2 separate regions of the Mus musculus genome follow, and region 2 is linked to region 1. The links are chromatin loops, found by intact Hi-C in ENCODE. Cell type or tissue: heart. All regions are shown on one strand. Each heading gives the region's core, and the rest is flanking DNA. Links, peaks and the distances in the headings are about the cores only.

What was found. Peaks named below come from ENCODE experiments on the same cell type or tissue, not always from the same donor. Only the 100,000 strongest peaks of a DNase experiment are listed, where the experiment ranks them.
Region 2: a loop joins it to region 1, with 4 times the contacts of the local background. A loop is called at or near these places in 17 of 42 quality-filtered maps.

Annotation. Positions count from the first base shown.
Region 1 is chr19:6,013,623-6,023,509 of GRCm38, forward strand. It overlaps Gm10814 (predicted gene 10814), which reads left to right. Exons shown (of 5, transcript NR_045783.1): 2 at 607-734; 3 at 1,247-2,190; 4 at 2,695-2,861; 5 at 4,176-4,837. It overlaps Capn1 (calpain 1), which reads right to left and starts at 1,625. Exons shown (of 22, transcript NM_007600.3): 1 at 1,484-1,625; 2 at 579-846; 3 at 374-443; 4 at 1-85. The coding sequence starts at 845. In heart, for the core only: CTCF peaks have their summits at 2,281, 3,098 (motif pointing right), 4,720 (motif pointing left) and 6,849 (motif pointing right); DNase peaks (open chromatin) are centred at 2,069 and 4,689; H3K4me3 peaks cover 1,348 bases; H3K27ac peaks cover 758 bases; H3K27me3 peaks cover 664 bases.
Region 2 is chr19:5,919,625-5,929,511 of GRCm38, forward strand. It overlaps Cdc42ep2 (CDC42 effector protein (Rho GTPase binding) 2), which reads right to left and starts at 5,192. Exons shown (of 2, transcript NM_026772.2): 1 at 5,140-5,192. In heart, for the core only: a CTCF peak has its summit at 4,448; DNase peaks (open chromatin) are centred at 2,337, 2,737, 4,497, 5,267 and 1 weaker place; H3K4me3 peaks cover 3,765 bases; H3K27ac peaks cover 3,020 bases.

The DNA.
Region 1 (9,887 bases), core at 1,941-6,940:
AAGCTCTGGCCGTAGGGAACCACTCGGTGCAGAATAGTCTCGTTGAGGGTGAGGGAGGCAATGGCAGCCAGGAGCCAACAGTCCCCTGGAATAGGAAAGACCCTCATCAGGCTTGCTTTCCGGATCTGCCCAGGGGAGGGAGGTGCTGTGTATGTGGGATGCCGGGGGCCACCAGGGATTCCCTGGGTGGGGTACCCTTCATCTCCCCTCCGCTTACAGAAAAGACCCAGGAATCTGGGCGAACCAGCACCTATGCTGATAGTCAAAACCTGTCTGGACCTGCAGGAGGGAGGAGTTGGGGCAGTGCCCAATGGAACGGGAACGGAGAACTACAATGGGGCAAACGCCCAGAACCCCACCCCTGGGGGCCTACCCAGTGCTCCCTGGCAGATGTCTGTCCGGGTGGCTCCATCCACGATGAACTGGGGGTTTGACATCAGTTCCTACAAGACCCACGGTCATGTTCCTGGGCCAGTCCCTCCTAGAAACTGGTACCCAGACACCACGAATAATGGGGGGGCCCAGTCCCATTGCCCACCACCATCAGAACCAAGTTCCACCCAGAGTGGCCCTCTTACCGTAGGCCGCTTCCATTTGATGCCATAGGTTTTAGAGGAATGAGGACCCAGTTCCTTGAAGCCCAGGCTATGAGAAACCGGAGGGAAGGCCTCGTCTTGGAAGAGGACCCCACTCTGCAGGCATCTTGCCCGAAGCGTTTCATAATCCTGGCCCAGGTACTTGATGGCGTTTTCATGGCGGCCCAAGCCCAGCTCCTTGTCCCGCTTCTTCTGTACTTGGGCTGACACCCCGGTGCAGTACACAGGGGTGATTAACTCCTCTGTCATCCTGGGGAACACATGGGCCTGGTAGAGATGCAGGCCTTCCCAGGGATAAAACACAACTGCCTGCCGACATTCTCCTGGACTCATTCCTCCCCAAACATGGGTCACTGCTCCCTTTACAGTGCCTGGGACTCTCAGCCACCTTGTTGTTAGGCTCTCAGAATCTGGAAAGGGGTGTCCAGTTTCTAGGTATCCTGGTCACCACCTCTCTTTTCCCTATTCTTACCGCCCAGAGGTGACAGTTTGGTATCAGCCATCCAGGCAGGTAGGATAGGGTGGAGGCCAGCCACAGCAGCAGAGCAGAGGTACTCCAGGTACGATCCCTGACACCATTTGCCTGCCTGTAACTTCCCCTCCACAAAGCTGCCAAGCATCTAGTTCATTTGCCCCTTTCCTCGGCTTAGGAACTGAAAACTCCACGCACTGATGCCTTTCCACAAGCTGAACATCAGAGCACTGGACACTGGCCCAGCTACAGCGGACAGGTTGAGCTGAGCGCCTGGGTTGAGCTGCTTCCGGACCCTTAACCCTCAGGCAAACACACAGAAGACCTGAAGCAGGGGCTGATCAGCGACAGCCCCCTAACCCCAGAAGCAGTGGCCTGGGTCAAACAGTCGTAGTCTGGACACCCAACTTCTTACCTGGGGAAGGGGAGTTTGGGAGATTGCTGCGGTCCCTGGGGCTGGCTTCCTTGGTGGCAGCTCAGGGCAGGGCCCAACCAGGAAGAGCGCTCCTCCCTGCCCTCCTCCCTGCCCTCCTCCCCGCCCTCCTCCACCGCCCCTCGGCCCTGGTCCCTCCCTCCCTGGTCCTCCACCTACGCCCGAGGCTCTTACCCCGCTCCCTCTAGGCTCTCCCTTATCTCCCCCGCAACACTTTTTTACTATCTCTTACTTAGGGTGTCTTTCAGTCCCCTCCCCCCGCCCCCTTCCTCTGCAGACTCTAAGCCAGCTCTGCGAGAGGACAAATTGGTAAATGGCAGAGTTGTCTCCCGGGAGGAGCCGGTCGCCGGTCCGGGTGAGAAGGGTTGGACTGGGACAGAAGGGCACCGCCGGCCAGAGAGAGGGTAGGGCAAGGGGTATTTTTAACTAGGGCCGCAGCTCGAGTTGCAGAGCCGCCGGCCCCACCCTATGTCGCCCTCCGGGAAGGTACTGGGGACGATCCGGCTCAGTGACGCCGCCAACACAGTCCTCCACCCGCCTCCTGCGCCCCCGCGTGCCTCTGGGTTGCAGCTGTCTTCCAGCCCAGCCGGCGCTCGGCGAAGCAGGGATTACCTCTGGTGGCTGCAACTGCTTGCTGGAGCTGCCCCTGGCTGGATGAGAGCTGACTTCTGCCGGACGCTAGACAAACGGTAGCCCCACCCCGGCCGGTCCCTGCCGCAGACCCGCTGTAGGGCTGAGCCAGCTCCCCACCCCCTCACCTTAGGGCGCAGGCCTGCAGAGCTAGCACTCCGCCCTAGCGGTCTTTGCGCACACCCTGCATGGCCTTAGGTAAATCCGTGCCTCGATTTCCCCAACCGTGCAGAAAAAAAAGAGGGACAATGGCCTTAGCCAATCTTTGTGTAGCATTCTGGCCTTCTCTTTCAAGTAATTGGTCTGCGCACCTGGGATCAGCTCCCTTGTGGGGGTTACCTGACCCGGGAGAGGGCAGCAGAGGCCCGGAACACCAGGGCAGGCTCACACAGGACCTGCAGATCCCCCTGGGCGCACTACAAGAGTTTGGAGCATCAAGGATGCAGAGGGATTGGAGCGGTCCCAAGGCTCTTCACAGTTATAGAGGTCACAGCATGGCCGATCAAGCTACATAAGATGGACAAGCATTCATTGAATAGATGGTGCTTTTCTTGGGATTCTAGGCACCTCGACACTCCAAAAGTTAAGAGCTGACTGCGTCTAACTTTCGCACCTGGGCGTTATGCTCAGCTGGGCATGAGCTGATGAAGACGCCTCTGCCTTCATGGTTAATGGAGAGGAAGGGTTGGTCCACACACTTTCCCCGACTGAAGCCTCATCTAATGCAGGTGTCAGTAAAGGCAGGAACTTTGGCAAGGGTGGGGAGATGCGCGTGGCCGGGGGCGGGGGAGAGGTAGGGTGGTGCCTGAAGAAAGCCTAGGCAGGTAGAGGACATGAGGTGTAGCGGGTGTTGCTTACTCCGGGGAGAAAAGAGGGGAGAGTGGCAGGGTTAGGCAGATTCAGGGGTTCAGATTTTTGTTGTTTTATTTATGTGTGCACATGCATGCAAGTAAGCACAAGAGGGCAGAAGAGGGTTTCAGACCCTCACAAGCTGGAGTTACAGGCAATCAAAGAGCTGCCTGATGTGAAGGCTGCGAACTGAACCCAGCACCTCTAGAGGAGCAGCAAGCCCTCTAGAACTGCCAAGCTATTTCGCCAGCTCTTCCCTCCCTGACATAAGGTCTCACGTAGCCTAGGCCGACTTTGAACTGTATGTAGCTGAGACTGGCCTTCAGCTCCGGATCCTCCTGCCGCCACCTCTCAACTGCTGTGATTACAGAATTTACCACTAAGCCCTGCTAGTTTAGATGTCATTCTATTGGAGGTGGCTCAGAATTGTACAAGCAAAGGAGGTTAAATAAGGGTGGGCTGAAGGGGTCAAGAGACATGGGCAGCCCGATCAAAGAATGTTGTAGCAGGACAGTGGTGGCACAGGCCTTTAATGGCAGTACTCTGGAGGCAGAGACAGACTGATCTCTGTGAATTTGAAGCCAGCCTGGTCTACAGAGAGAGTTCCAGGACTGCAAAGGGGGCTACACAGAGAAACCCTGTCTTGAAAAACCAAAATAAATAAATAAATAAATAAATATTTAAAATCCAGGGACAGAAAAGGATGGCTCAAGTCAAAAAGGTGGCAGGTGTCCCTTTTGGAGGGACCTGAACATTGTTGCTGACCTATGGTGCAGTACTATAAGGAGGGGATGTTCTGTGTGTTGGGGTGCTGAGTAGGGGCAAGGACACCCCCAACAAAGAAATCCCTCTCTTCCTCTCCTGATCCCGCTTGACCTGGTGGCCCAGAGGCCCTTACTCTTTGGAAGCCATGTGGACCCTAAGTGCCACCACCTTGGTTCTGTCCCCATATTCATTGTCACACCAGGAAATGAACTTGACGAGATGATCATTGAGGGTAGTGCCAGCCTCAGCATGAAAGGTGGAATATGGAGTCTACTTTTAAGCTGCAGAAACAAACTGGTCCTCAGGCAATGCCCTCCAGACCGATTCACTTTTTTTTCTTTTCTTTTCTTTTTTTTTTGAAACAAGGGGCATGTATAAGTCACGTTAGTGTCCATGTTTCTGTTCTCTCTTTCTACCATGTGTGTTCCAGGAATCGAACTCGGGTTGCCGAGTTTGGCATCAAGCACTTTTACCCACTGAGCCTTCTTAAAGACCATCTTGAGAAAGTGGTGTCTTGAATGATTCTGAACCTTAGACTTTCTGGAAAAGATAGGAAGAAAAAAGACAAAATGAAGAGATAACTGGTTAGCAGAAGATGAGGAGTAAGGGCTGACTGGATGGATCACAGGATGTTTTCAAGGCCAGGAAGCTACAGTCGTGGTAGATACAGGGCATGTATTGTGTGCACTGTATCTGTAAACCCTCAGAGCAGCGACATTAAGGATGAACCTGATGGTGAACTGCGGGAATAACATTGTGTCTATATTGCTCCAACAATTGTAATAAGCAGAGCACAAAAATGGAAAATAGCAAGTCTCCTTAGTTTTTGAGATGCAGCCTTGCTTGTGTAGCATAAACTCATCTTGGATTCATGGTTCTGCAAGAGCAGCAAGATTGCGTGTGGTTCAAGTTCCCAGAACCCACGTGAGTACTTGTAGCTCCAGTTCCAGGGATTCTGGCGCCCTCTTCCGGCCTCTGTGAGCATTGCCCGAAATGGTGCACACATGTGCAAACAACCATAAATATCAAACAAATTTGTAAATAAATGGAGCTTGGAATGTAGCTCAGTGGAGTAAAGCGCTTGTCTAGCACACACAAAGCTCTCTGTCTTAGGGTTTTATTGCTATAAAGAGACACCATGACCAAGGCAACTTTTTTTTTTTAATTTTTAAAAGATTTATTTATTTTATGTATATGAATACACTGTAGCTGACTTCAGAAACACCAGAAGAACATATCAGAGCCCATCACAGATGGTTGTGAACCACCATGTGGTTGCTGGGAATTGAACTCAGGACCACTGGAAGAGCAGTCAGTGCTCTTAACAGCTGAGTCATCTCTCCAGCCGCCCGAGGCAACGCTTATAAAGACAAACCTTTAATTGGTGCTGGCTTACAGGTTCAGTGGTTCAGTCCGTTATAATCATGGTGGGAAGCATGGCAGCATATGGCTGATTTGGTGCTAGAGGAGCCCATAGTTCTACATCTTGATCTAAAGCCAGCCAGGAAGAGACTCTTCCACACTGAGCAGAGTTTGAGCACTAGATCTCAAAGCCCCGCCTACACTCTGAAAGCCCCGCCTACACCCTGACTCCATCAAGGCCACACCTCCTAATAGTACACCTTCCTGGGCCAAGCATATTCAAACTACCATTCAAACCCTCCATCCAATGCCGAGCACAGCTTAAACTGCATGGTGGTGTGCTCTTTTGCTCCGGCGCCTGGGAGGTAGAGGCAGGGCATCAGGAATTCAAGTCATCTTCAGCTACATAACAAGTTTGAAACTTCAGGATCCTGTCTTAAAAACAAACAAACAAAAACCTAATATAGACGAGGCTCTGGGTTCGAGCCCCAGCAGGAAGAATAGGAAGGAGAGAAGAAGGGGCAGATGTCTTAGTTGCTTTTCTGTTGCATGCTTAGATACCATGGCCAAGCCAACTTAGACAAGAAGCCATTATGGGCCAGGCAGTGGTGGCACACGCCTTTAATCCCAGCACTTGGGAGGCAGAGGCAGGCAGATTTCTGAGTTCGAGGCTGGCCTGGTCTACAGAGTGAGTTCCAGGACAGCCAGGGCTATTCAGAGAAACCCTATCTTGGAAAAAACAAACAAAGAAACAAAAGAAGCCATTATGGGGGCTATGGTTTCAGAGGGTGAGCTCATGGCCGTCATGGTGACAGCACAGCAGCAGGCAGGGAGGGGACAGGAGCAGTGGCTGAGAATGCAATGGACTTTTGACACTCTTCCTCCAACAAGGTCACAGCTCCTAATCCTTCCCACACAATCCCACCAACTGGGGACCAAGTATTCAAACATATAGGCTTATGGGGGCCATTCTCATTCAAACACCCATGAGGAAGCAAGGGGAAGTTCTAGGGAATTCACACTACTGTAGTGTTTCATGGTGAGGGAAGTACTGGGATGAAAAGGGTGAGAGGAAGGGATTGCCAAGGACCTTGAGAAAACTTTTTTTTTTTGGCAGGGGGTGGTGGGTGGTGGTAGTGGTGACCTCTTTATTCTTCTGACTATAAAGGTTTCATGGATATATGACATATTGAAACAAGATACTCATTTTGAAGCCGGGCGTGGTGGCGCACGCCTTTAATCCCAGCACTCTGGAGCCAGAGGCAGGTGGATTTCTGAGTTCGAGAGGCCAGCCTGGTCTACAAAGTGAGCTCCAAGACAGCCAGGGCTATACAGAGAAACCCTGTCTCAAAAAACAAACAAACAAAAAAAAAAAAAAAAAAGATACTCATTTTAAATATGTAATCTGTTTAGACCTCACTAAAGCTGTTAAAGCCACAGGAACTTACTGGCAGATGGGGGAGGGGTTCTTGGGAAATGGGGATATATCAAATGCAACTCTAGCCCCTGAGTGGGCTAATGAGATGAGGCTGGGTTGAATTGGCTATTTTATTGGTCGGTTCTTTTACCTACCACCCTCTGCACCCCAATCCCATCTGCCCCCCAACACTAGGTAAGAGAGAAAGAAAGCGAGAGGGGCAAGGGGCATTGATATTGTTAGGCTACTTCCTGCTGACTGCTGACTGAGAGTGGCAAGTTCCTTGATAACCAGTTTCTTCTTGTGTGTTTGCTTATGACCACTTCAAACCCCAGCAGCAGGGGGAGCAGCAGCCTCCCCCTCTCTTGGCGCTCTGGCCTTTATATAGCTCTCTTAAGAGTCCCCAGAATTCCAAAGGTAAACTATCTTCAGCTAGCAGAACCACACCCCTGCCAGAGGTCCCCCTGTTTCATCCTTAGCTTTCAGAGTTAGTGTAGAACACACAGGTTAAAGGTTCCTTCACAGGTGACTCTTTTACTCTCAGCTGTCATCCACAAGCAGGATGGCCAAGTGACAACTCTCTGTCTTAAACAGACTGTTTCTGTCAAGTTGATACAAACCTAGACAACTGGGAAGAGAGAATCTTAACTAAGAAAACACTCGGTGAGACGGTGAGACGCTCCTGCAGGGCCTGGGGAGGCTGGAGGGAGAGCAGGGAGGGGAAACTGCAGTCGGGATGCGCTGTATGGGAGAAAAATAAATAAAAATATTTTAAAAAAGACTGTCCTGTGGACAAGTCCGTGGGATCTTGTCTTGATTAATGGTTGATGTGGGAGGGTTCAGCTCACTGTGGACATGTGGGGACCAGAGGTTGACATCAAGAATCACTCTAAATCCAGCTTCCCTGCTGAGGCAGGGTGGCAGTCAAACCCAGTGCTCACCAAACGGCTGGCTAGTCTCCTTAGGCAGTTTGCTTTGGGGATCCCATCTCTGCCTTCCGAAACTGGAATCGTAGGCAAGCTACCATGCCCGATCACCATGCCTGATCACTGAGAATTTAAACACTGGTCTTCTCAATTTCTGGGCAAGTGCACTTTAACTACTAAGTCATCTCTCAAGTCCCAAGATGGGCTTTTCTAAAACGAGCAGCCCCGGCCCTGTAACCTCATTAGTGTGAATCCCACATGCTTGCCTTGTGAATAATCCAAGGACTTCTTTGAGAGACAAATTCTATCACACAGAAAATTGTGTGTATTTTAGGAGCTGTGTGTTAGGGACAAAATCAGAGGTCAACATTTGTATACTATATTCATACATATATGAATATCTGATACACACACATATATGTCTGTTTATATTTAGGTTTTCTTTTTCTAGAGGATATCATAAGAAATTCACGAGGGACCACTGAGGTGACGCATTGAGTAAATTGCTGTTGTGTTTGAGATCTGGAGCCAACAGTGGGGGGAGAGAAACTAGTCCTGAAAGTTACTGTCTGATCTACACACAGACACACACACACACACACAGCCACACAAACACACACAGTCATACACACACACACACAGCCATACACACACATACAACCATATACACACACAGAGCCATACACACACACAACCACACAACCACACACAGTCATAGACACACACACAGCCACACAAACACACACAGCCATACACACACATACAACCATACACACACACACAGAGCCATACACACACACAACCACACAACCACACACAGTCATAGACACACACACAACCACACACAGTCATACACACACACAGAGCCACACAAACACACACAGTCATACACACACACCCATACACACACACAAACACACAAACACACATAGTCATACACACACACAGCCATACACACACACATAGCCATACACACACACACAGCCATACACACACACACACACAGCCATACACACAAACACACCTGTAATCTCAGCACTTGGGAAGCTGCAGCAGAAGGATTGATGTAAATTTAAGGCTGGCCTGGGCTACATAGTGAGTTTTAGGCAAGTGTGAGTCTTGTCTCAAAACAAAAGAGGAAGAAAGGGAGGGAGGGAGGGAGTTCGGAGAGAGGGTAGGGAAGGGAAGAAGGGAGAGAAAGGGGGAAGGGAGGGGAGGAGGGAGTGGCAGAAAGAAACACCTTGCAGTCCTCATCTTGGCTTCTAAGGTCCCAGCTTCTCAGCTTTCTGCCCTCTGCCCCTTGGGAACCACTCCTAGAGCCACCTCCAAAGTGCAAGAATCACAGGCCCATCTTCCTATGAGTGTCCAGTTTAAATGTCACCCCCTCTAAGCAGCCTTTCCCTCCCCATTAACAAATTTACTTTTGGAGTTTGCTTTGGTTTCTGAGGGTTCAACCTGTGGTGCAGTATGGACTCTGCTACAGAGCAGTCCCCCAGCACGGACAGTCACTCTCCCTTTTGGGGGAACTGTACTATTGGGAACTGTACTATAACACTTAATGCAGAGCAGCTGTCCGCAGCCACAGGAAGGAACCGTGTCTGTCTCATCTGGTTGGTTTTCTTTCTTTTTTTTAAATTTATTGATTATATGTAAGTGCACTGTAGCTGTCTTCAGACACTCCAGAAGAGGGAGTCAGATCTCGTTACAGATGGTTGTGAGCCACCATGTGGTTGCTGGGATTTGAACTCTGGACCTTCAGAAGAGCAGTCGGGTGCTCTTACCCACTGAGCCATCTCACCAGCCCGGTTGGTTGGTTTTCAAACAAGGTGTCTAGTAGCCCAGGCTGTTCCTCAAGTTCCCTAGGTCACACAGGGTGACTCTGATCTCTTGATCCTCCTGCCTCTGCCTCTGCCTCACTTGAATTATAGGTATGCGTCTCTGTCTGGCCGCCACGCCTCACTTACAAACAGTCCTAACCCTGAAGATATAGGAATAGAAATGTCACAGAAGGGAAACTGAGACTCGGGATGACAGCAACTGGCCGCCAGCGGGAAGGAGAGCAGAGCTGGTACTCTGCTTTTACTGCCTGACGCTGCCTGGACCCTCCCCCACCACCTGAGGCCAAGAAACCAAGCCGGACCTGAGCAGCACCAAGTTCATCAGACACTCAAGTGCTCTAGGAGTGGAGTGCGTTTCGGGTTAAGAGGAAAGTGAGGGGCAGAGTAAACACTGCCATCCTGAGGCCCACAGGCAGGAGGTCAGACAGTCTGTGGCAGAGCATGGCTCAACTAGAAAGCAGGCAAGCAGCTTTTGATTCTGTGGAGGTCATCAGCTAGAGCTAAGTGAGGGCTGGGGAAGATGCAGGTAGGGGATGCGATGGGACTGCACTGGGAAACCTGCCATGCCCACAAAGCTAGGAAGAGGCTGAGCAAGACCC
Region 2 (9,887 bases), core at 1,844-6,843, 94 kb before region 1:
GGGAGGCAGAGGCAGGCGGATTTCTAAGTTCGAAGCCAGCCTGGTCTACAAAGTGAGTTCCAGGACAGCCAGGGCTACACAGAGAAACCCTGGCTAAAAAGAGAAAAAAATCAAGTCCCCTGTGGGGCTTGGTGGGTTACACTGTTAATCCTAGCACTAGGAAGGCAGAGGCAGGTAGACCTTTGATTTTGAGGTCAGCCTGGTCTACGTAGTATGACTCTATCTTGAAAAAAAAAAAAAAAAAAAAAAAGCCAGGCAGTGGTGGTGTAAGCTTTTAATCCCAGCACTCAGGAGGCAGAGCCAGGCAGATCTCTGTGAGTTTGAGGCCAGCCTGGTCTACAGAGAGACTTCCAAGACATTCAGGGCTACACAAAGAAGCACTGTCTCAGGAAGGAAAAAAAAAAGGCATCTCTGATAATGTCTTCATTTCTACTCTGCCTGTATCAGGGCTCTCTTTGGAGGACACCTAATAAAAGTTATGTGTCCTTACACGTCCATGCTGTCTTATGGAATGATGCCAGGCCCCCCAGTCCGGCTTGGCTTTGTTCTGTTGGGTTTTTTTAAACAGACTTTCACTATGCAGCCCTAGTTGACTTAGAGCTCACTGTGATCTGGAACACAAAAAGATCCACCTGCCTTAGCCTCTCAAATGCTGCAATTAAAATGTAAGCCACTACTATACTCCTCCTCAAGTCTCTTTTGAAGGGAAACTGCGGCCCAGAAGCTGAATGGTAGATCCTACAAACTCCTATCGCTGGTCCCTGGTCCCTGGTTCTGCTCCTGCCCAGGTATTCACTCTCAACCCTGACCTCCATCAGATACATTCTGACACATGGGAAGTGCCTCAATGTACGGGAATCTCACCATTGCTCTTAATTCCCTACTCAACTGAGGGTGGAGAGTTTGGAAACTGCCTGGCCTCTCCTGCCCAGGCCTGGACCAGAGCTGGATGGTGTCCATCCCAGTGAATGGTCAGTGCCTCACACTGGACCCATCACTTCCCAGTTGGAGGTTTTCCGTTTCTCATCCCTCAGGTCTGGTCCTTAGCAGCGAGGCTGGGTCTGATGGAATCTGTCTGACCAGCCTCCCAGTCCTAGCTCTGAGAGAGATGGACCAGGGTGTACAGATATTTTCGGGTGGTTGGCATTCTGAAAGTTTTGTGAACACATGTTATCACAACCCTCCTATGATCCCCATTTGAACATGCAAACTCTCTGGGCTTCCATGTCGCTCCTGGCAGAGTCCATGCCTCGCTGGAGAAGCAGAATGAGACAGACGAGGAGCAGAGGCTACAAGCAAAATGTGGAAACACGGTCAAAGGGTCACTAACTTTTTTTTTTTTTTTTAGATTTATGTGTATGAGTGTTTTGCCTGCAAGCATGTGAGTGCACTGAATGCATAGCTGGTGCCCACGGGTCAGAAGAAGATATTCATGCCCTTGAATTTGAGTTACAAATGGTTGCCAGCCATCATGTAATTGCTGGGAACCCAAGTTCCCAAACACTCAACAAGTGATTTTAACCAGCTCCGAGATGGTGCCATGGATTAAAAGCTGCACCTGCCATCCACCTCCATATATGCCAGCCTGGATAAGAACCTTTGTTTTGTTTTGTTTTGACAGGGTTTCTCTGTGTAACCCTGGCTCTCCTCTGTATGTCGGATTCAGGGTGTGTGACACTAACAGTCTCTGTATGTCAGATTCAGGGTGTGTGACACTAACCGCCTCTGTATGTCGGATTCAGGGTGTGTGACACTAACAGTCTCTGTATGTCGGATTCAGGGCATGCGCTGCTACAGTGTGCACTTGTTCAGTGTTTTATATAAATGCAGTTTTCTTTTTTGAGATGCTGTCTAAAAACACAAATCAAGATAAATCCAAATCCAAAACCAAAAACCAGATCTACACCCCAGTCACCAGTTTCTTAATAAGCAAGTATTGTTTATGTAGTCACGAAAAGAAAAGCTATTTTTAAGGTGGAAAAAAAATACACTGTGAATGGGTGTCATACTGCTTTAACAAGAAGGAAGTGGAGCAGGTACACCCTCCTGTTCCTTGGTAGGGGGTTGGTGTAGGGAGGGCTTGACTGGCCCCTTTAGCTCCTTTAAGTGCACGCAGAATCCTGTACAAAAGGCAAAGAAACTGGTCCAAGCTCACGTAGCAGCTAGGGGCGGGGCCAGGAGTGAAGCCAGAGGAGCCCCTCCTCCTCCTCCACACCCGAGCAGAAGAGGTATCCACCATTTCCTCTGCCCAGGCTAGGGATGGCCAGGAAGAGCAGGGAGGAGGCGGCAGGGTGCAGGGCAGGCCAGAGTCCTAACTGTCCCCATCCCAGCACAGGACCTCGCTCAGGAAACCCCGCCCCAAGGCCAGACATCCCAGGTCAGTCATGCTGAGCCATGGAAGCTGGACAGCTCTAACCCCAGAGCACCTGCAGCCAACGGGAAAGGTGTGTTCTACCGAAGTCTAGGGAAGCTGTCTGATGAAGACACACTCAAAGTCTTAGAATCGTGTAACCACCACACCAAATGCAAGGCCTGCTGACAATATCTAATCTGCTCTCTCAGCTGCTGTGGAGCACTGGGTGACTTCCTTTCCACTGGGGGAGAGTTGTGATGACGGGAGATTTGCTGAGAGCCTGGGCCAGGTCCTTCCCTACCCTCACTCCATCACACTAGATCACCAAGACAGCTTGGATGTTTCCACAGCAAACTGGGCGTCCCTGACAGCTGTCTCATTCTGAGCCAGATGTTCCCACCCAAATCCAGATGTGAGGAGCACAGAGGCTAACGGGAAGGGTGGGGCCCATATCAACCACCCAGGAGAAAACTGGGAACAACAACCAGCAACTCTAAATAGAAGATCCGGCCACCACAGGACGAGGGGCTCCAGCCTGCCATGGAATTCCTTACATGTTTATAAGGCACGTTGTGGCGGGTGCCACTAGTGTCTCAGTTAGCTGATGGAGTGGAACTGGAACCTCAGACATATTAAGGAACTTTACAAAGGTCATCGGACTAGCAAGAGAAGGCACTGGTACCGAGGCTGGTCCACGTGTCTCCGAGGCAAGGGGCCATACCCACGGTGATAGGGGTGGGGAGCATGAGAGAAGCTATCACGTCTTCAGGCTTCCCCTATATAGTCTTATCTCTTGGCTCCCACTTCCCCAGCTTGCAAGTGTGCAGCTCTATAAAGAGCTCTGACTAGGACCAGGCTGCCAGGAGGAGCTTCCTCCGCTAATGGGAGGCACAGATGAAAGCCATCCCAGTTCTATGGCTTGCCCTGGTCAGCAATCTTGGGCCTCCCTCAGAGAAAATGACTTTCTAGAGGCAGATCACCTCTGGTCATGGAGAATAGTTAGCCCCTGTTCACTCTGGATGTTCATGAAAATTCCCCTCCCTACACAGACACTTCAAAATTAATGGACTCCCCGCTGCACACCACTTTTTTTTTAAATACAGGGTCTCACTGTGTAGACCAGGCTGGCCTCAAATTCACAGAGATCTGCCTTCTTCCCCTTCCCAAGTGCTGGGATTAAAAGCGTACGGGCTGGCCAGGCAGGTGATAAGTGCTTTTGGGAGGCAGAGGCAGGCAGATCTCTGGGAGATTGAGTCCATCTTGGTTTGCATAGTGAGTTCAGGACAGTGAGACCCTGTCAAACATTCAAATCTCAACCCCTCCCTCCCCCCCCCCAAAAAAAACAAGAAAGTGTGCCACCAGGCCCAGCTCTAGGTCTGCCCCTTTTCTAAAGGCTCACTGAGAAGGTTTATGGTGGTCCTGGAACTCACTCCGTAGACCAGGCCAACTGAACTTAGAGATCTGTTTACTTCTAAAAACTAAAAAAACAAAAAACAAAAAAACTGCCTCTAAAAATAAAAAAAGAAAAAACTAGAAAGTTTTATTTATTGTTACTGTTGAGTGTATTTTAATGTGAGTGTGTGTGTGTGTGAGTGCGTTCGCGAGTGTGTACGTAGTGTGCGGAATGTGTGTGGAAGTCAGAATACTTTGTGGAGTCCATCTCTGAGTGTTTCGGGAAAGGAGCTCACCTCCAAGCTTGCTCAGCAAAAGACTTCCGCTGAGCCGTCTTGCCAGCAGCCCAAGGGGAAGGGTTTGAAATCTAGTTCCACCTGGGCCTCTGTGACCTTGAGCAATGAACCTTTTCTCTCTGGGACTGAACTCACCTTCCCTGTCTTTAAAATAAGCTGACCCACTGCTATACTTGAAACAAGAGGCCTCTGCACAATAGACGGATCCACAGTAACCGTCAAAGGACATTCAGCACATATCTTCAGGGCTTTTCTCAAGCACTTCGGCTCTTCCAGGTAGAGGTTGCATCAAGAACAAAAACCAAACCCTTCTAGGTCCCCTCCTGCCAGCCCTGGCAGGGCTGGCTCAGAATCTGGTGCTTCTGCAGCGATCTCTCTGTAGTACAATGTCGCTAGGTGGCGCGCGCGTCCCTGCTATAACCCGGGGTTCTAGGGTCCCACCGAGCATACCCGCTCCAGGGAGACGCCCACCGAGGAACTGCGTGCTCCAGTGCCCGAGGTGGATCGCCCATAGGCCCTTTTTCTCTGGGTTGCACAATCGGACCACCGTGAGGGTAGAATTGCAATTATCGGGGACCTTGTCTGGGACTCCGATATCTGGGAGGGGCCTTGCCTTGCCTGAGCTTCTTGGCCTGGGCGAAGTCTCAATGTCTGCTTGGCTCACAGCCAGACTTCGGACGTGCAGGCCCCCGCCCTCCCCGGAGTCCGGCTGCTCAGCCCTGGCTTGTGTTCCTGTGCCGACCCCTCCAGATCCCCAGTCAAGCGCTACCCAGCGCGGCCCAGATCCATTTCAGTAACACTAAAGCTAAAGATAGGAGGACACCTCACCATCCGCTAAAAATACGGCCTCCAGCCCAGGCAGGGACACGGGCCGAAGAGAGGATGTTCCCTAGTCCCAGGTCTCTGGCCAGCATAGAAGTACAACCCGGAGCTGCAAGACTGACAGCACAGCGCCTTGAGCGCTGCGGGAGGTCATGGGTAGGGGGCGGGGATCCAGACCCCAGATAATGGACCTGATCTGAGCCAAAACAGAACACCGCCTGGCTAGCACTCTCCAGGGAGCTGCGGGAGGCCTGTAAAACCCCAGTCCCAACTCACCTTGAGGAGCGCGGGCAAAGCTGCAGAGCTGTGCGGCTAGGATAGAGGACCAGGGAGGGCCTGGGAACTTACAGTGCAGACCTTGGGCCTAAGCCACGCCCCCAGAGCCAGAAGCCAATCCCGGACCGCTCCTCTCGAACCCCCACCCACACATCCCCGCCCACCGCGGCACCGCCCAGGTTCTTCTTTCTGTAAAGGCTAAGAGCTGGATTCCAAGATTCTAGAGGCTTAGCCTCCGGGCGGCTGAGGGCTATCACCGAAGGGTAACAAGGGTGGATACACACGAGGACGCCAGCTGTTCGTGTTGGAATAAAAACTTTAGGCTAGAAGCACTGGGCCAACAAAGGCCGGAAGAAAGAATTCTTGAGAAATCTCTGACCATCCTTGGATGGGTTTCCTTGACGGAAGGACGAGGACCCGGGAGGCGCCCGCACTGACTCTTCAAGAATGAATTGGGCTTTGCAGGCGTTTTACAAACCTAGGGGAGTTTTGAAGAGTTTACCCTAGGCTAGGAGAGTGATGAAGGATGCGAGAAAGATTCAGGGTCGGAAAGCACAGAGAAAAACAGAGACAGACACAGCCTGAACTTGCACGAGTTTGCTGACCTGCTAAGTGGTTTCTGAGGTGGATGGTTTAGAACAGGATCAGAAACAGTTATTGAAGGACAGGTCCTAAAGCTGATGAGACAAACCGAGGGAAACTTCTCATTGCGCCGTTTTGTGAGTAAATTCTCTGAGTGTCTGTTCGTGGTTAGGGAAGCTGAGGAGTCAGGATTCAAGAAATTCGAGGTTCCAGGCACAGGCTGATCCCCTTCCGGGTGGATGAGTGCTAAGAGGAGTGAGGCAAAGAAGAGGACAGTGATAGGAGGAGGAAATCGGGATGCTTGCCTTCCAGATAGCAGATGTGGAAAGCGGTGTGTGGATAGGAGGGAGGGATGCTGGGGCTGGGGAGTATGTCAGGCAAGCCAAAAGGGAGGGGAGAATGGGAAGGACTGGGTCATGCTTCCCTAAAGATGACCATATTCTGGGCCAGGAGGACAGCTCGGAGGAGCTCGGTGAGATTCCCTGTATGTCAGTCCTTCTGTTTAATCCCAAGTCACACACATACACACACTCACACACACATACATACACACACACACACACACACACACACACACATTCACATAATCTTACACTCACACGCATGCACCACTAGATCAAGAGCTCCACGTTTTAACGTCTGGGACCATTTTGTTATGTGGGAAAAGGGAATTACCAGAAATTATAATTGATTGAACTCCTGGGTTCAAGCAGCTCGCCTTCCTTGCCCTCCCAAAGAGCTGGGTCTGTAGATGTGAGCCGCATGCCTGCTCAGCCGACTTTAACAGAGAGATTATCCCAGGTTAGGCATGTACTCTAGTTCGTGGAGCGCTTACAGAGCCCCGAGAAGCCCTGGGCACTGGATTGAACAGCATGTGATGGGGCATCAGCACTCAGAAGGTGGAGGCAGGGGGATCAGGAGCTCAAAATGTTTCTCCTCAGCTGTGTAGCAAATTCAAGCCCTAAAATAAAAGAAGACCGTTATGAGCGAAGACTCTGTGTAAGGGTGCTCGTGACCAAGCCTCAAAACCTCAGTTTGATTTCTAGGGCCTACATGGTGGAAGAAGGGGGAACGAACTTTTAAATGTTCTTTTCTGATCTCCACATGCTCCACCACACACACAACCCCCCCCCCAAAAAAAAAAGAAAGAAAGAAAGAAAGAAAGAAAGAAGGCTAAGAGTCTTTTTTTTGGGGGGGGCAGGTCTCTCTACATAGCCTTGGCTAATCTGGAACTCACTATGTAGCCCTGCCTGGCCTTGAACTCACAGGGATTAATCTGATTCTGTCTTCAGTGTAATTTTTTTTTTTTAAAGAAAGAAAAGGAAGGGCTGGAGAGATAGCTCAGTGGTTAAGAGCACTGCCTGCTCTTCCAGAGGTTCTGAGTTCAAATCCCAGCAACCACATGGTGTCTCACAACCATCTGTAATGAGATCTGACGCCCTCTTCTGGTGTGTCTGAAGACAACTACAGTGTAATTATTTATAATAATAAATTTTTAAAAAAAAGAAAGAAAAGGAAGAAAGATTGTCCTGGCTGGGCAGTGGTGGTGCACGCCTTTAATCCCAGCACTTGGGAGGCAGAGGCAGGCAAATTTCTGAGTTTGAGGTTAGCCTGGTCTACAGAGTGAGTTCCAGGACAGCCAGGGCTACACAGAGAAACCCTGTCTCGGGAAAAAAAAAAAAATGTCCTGAATAGGCCAGACTTAATTACAAGGGCCCTTAAAAATAAAAACAAAAGAATGAAAGATGCATCTGAAGCCGCCTGGCAGTGAGCCTGTGACCAGAAAGGCAGAGGCACGGCAGCTATTTCAAGTTTGAGACCAGCCTGGTCTACAGTGAGTTCCAGGCCAGACAGGATACAGCATAATGAGACCCTGTGTCAAAAGAGGAAAGGGGGGAGGGGTCCGGTGAAAGGGTTCGGCTTCCCTTCTGAGTGCTGGGATTCCGGACAGGCACCATCACAGGCTGTTCCATTCAGTGCTCAGGACAGAACCCAGGGCTTCACGCTTGCTCCATAAGCGCTCTATGAACTAAACTCGCTATCCCCAAGTCTGACGAGCCGCAGAACGCACATGGTGGGAGGAGAGAACCATTCCCACAGGCTTTCCGCTGACCTAAACACTCACCAATAAATAAGTCAATTTTGTAAAGTGTAAGGAAGGAAAGGGCAAGCCAGAGACACCATCATGCTACTCTTAGAGATGAAAGAAGGCTCGAGGGCCAAGGACCTCTGGACCTTCCAACAGCAGGAGAAGACAGCGACAGACAGAATCAACAGCCATGCTAACACCTTCTTCACTGTAGCCTCACTGGCCTACTGACCTACATAACATGCTAAAGAATCTCTACGGCTCCTCTGTTGTTGTTAAGTTACGTGCATACGTCTGCCTCTGTGGAGATGTGTGGGGGAAGCCTCTGAGGGTACCTGGACGACCTTATTACAGGCGGTGTGAACTGCTTGACACTGGGTTCAGGGAATCACACCCAGCTGCTCGGCATGAGCAATATTTTAAGCACTGAGCTGTCTCTCTGGCCCAGATGTACTGTATTAAACCACCAAGCAAGCTTGTGTTAATTTGTTCCAGTATCAATGGAAAATGAAATAAAGGAAGCTAAGAATTTAATCTTTTTCTGCCTTTTTTTTTTTTTTTTTTTTTTTCTGTGTAGCTCTGGCTGTCCTGGAACTCACTCTGTAGACCAGGCTGGCCTTGAATTCAAAATCCACCTGCCTCTGCCTCCTGAGTGCTGGGATTAAAGGCGCGCACCACCATGCCAGGCTGCTTTTTTTTTTTTTTTTTTTTTTAAACTACATGGTAACCCTGACTGACTCGGAACCTAAACCAGGCTGGCCTCAAACTCACAGAGTCCACCTGCCTCTGTCTCCCTGTGTGCCAGCACGGCTGGCAGTACTTAATCTCCAGTTGGCAGGCAGTACTTAATCTCCAGTTGGCAGGCAGTACTTCATGCTCAGTTCCACAGGATGCATCAGTGCTAGCCTGATGTCATAGAGAAAAACTAGGGCCAGTCCTGGAAAGGGACCCAGGCCACATGGTGGTATGGGTAAAAGTTAAACTTTGAATATGTCCCCGAAAGAGGTATGTTGGGAATTTACTCCCCAAGGCAACGGTGTTGGGAGGCGGGGCCTGCTGGGGGCTGTTGAGGTCAGAGGGCTGTAAGCCCATAAAAAGTTTAGTTCCAACTATGGAAGGGCTGGAGAGTGCAAGCCCACTTTCTCTCTCTCCCTCTCCCCCCATCTACCCAGTCTCCCTTCTGTCTTCTGCCAGGGGATGACATCGTATGAGGACCCTCACCAGATGCCAGCTGGCATCCAGATGTTCTCAGACACTCCAGCCTCCAGGACCAGAGCTGGCAACAAAACCGGAAGTTATAGGGGTGGAAGGTTGTGGGGGGGGGTGTCTTAAGTTCTTCTCCAAGGCCCAGGGCTGTACTGGCAGCACCCAGCCCAGGGTTCTTTGGGGCGGTCTCTGTAGGGGGTGGATGATGGGCAGGGTTGGAGAAGATATGTAGGGAGCTGCAGAGCACTATGGGAATTGTTTTCTGTCACCCTGGATGGGAAAAGCTTTTGCTCAGAGCTGTCCATGCTACTTGGATGGCTCCTTGGCTCTTGCTGTTAATCTAAGCAAGACAAAGACCTGGTCTCCATCCAGAAGGGCCTGGCCCTGGGTTCTGCCCTGTACAAGGGTTTGAGGAGGGCACTTAGCCTTTCCTCCACTCACAAACAGGCTAGAAACCCAGTCTCTGAAGAGAGTCCCAGCAGGCGGGATGCGCATACATGGAGTTGTGCAGACAGACCTGGCATTGCCATTTGGTGTCTCACAGTTAATCATTTATGGAATGGAATTTTTAGTTGGGGCACTGAGGTATGTGCCTTTAGTCTCAGCACTCAAAAGACTGAGACAGGAGGATTGCCATAATTTTTAGACCAATTTGGGCTACATATACTGAGTTCCAAGCTAGTCTACAGAGTAATGCCCTGTCTCAAACCAAAAGAAAAATAAAATAAGATTTTCAGTTACTAAACCAGCTTTTTACACAACCCCTCTCCACCCACCCCAGGCTACATGTAAAGACCTAGGTGTGTGTGGGGTGGGGGTGGGGTGAGGCTGGACTAGTTTAGCTCTTTGGGGATGGCTCCCACCCTAGACC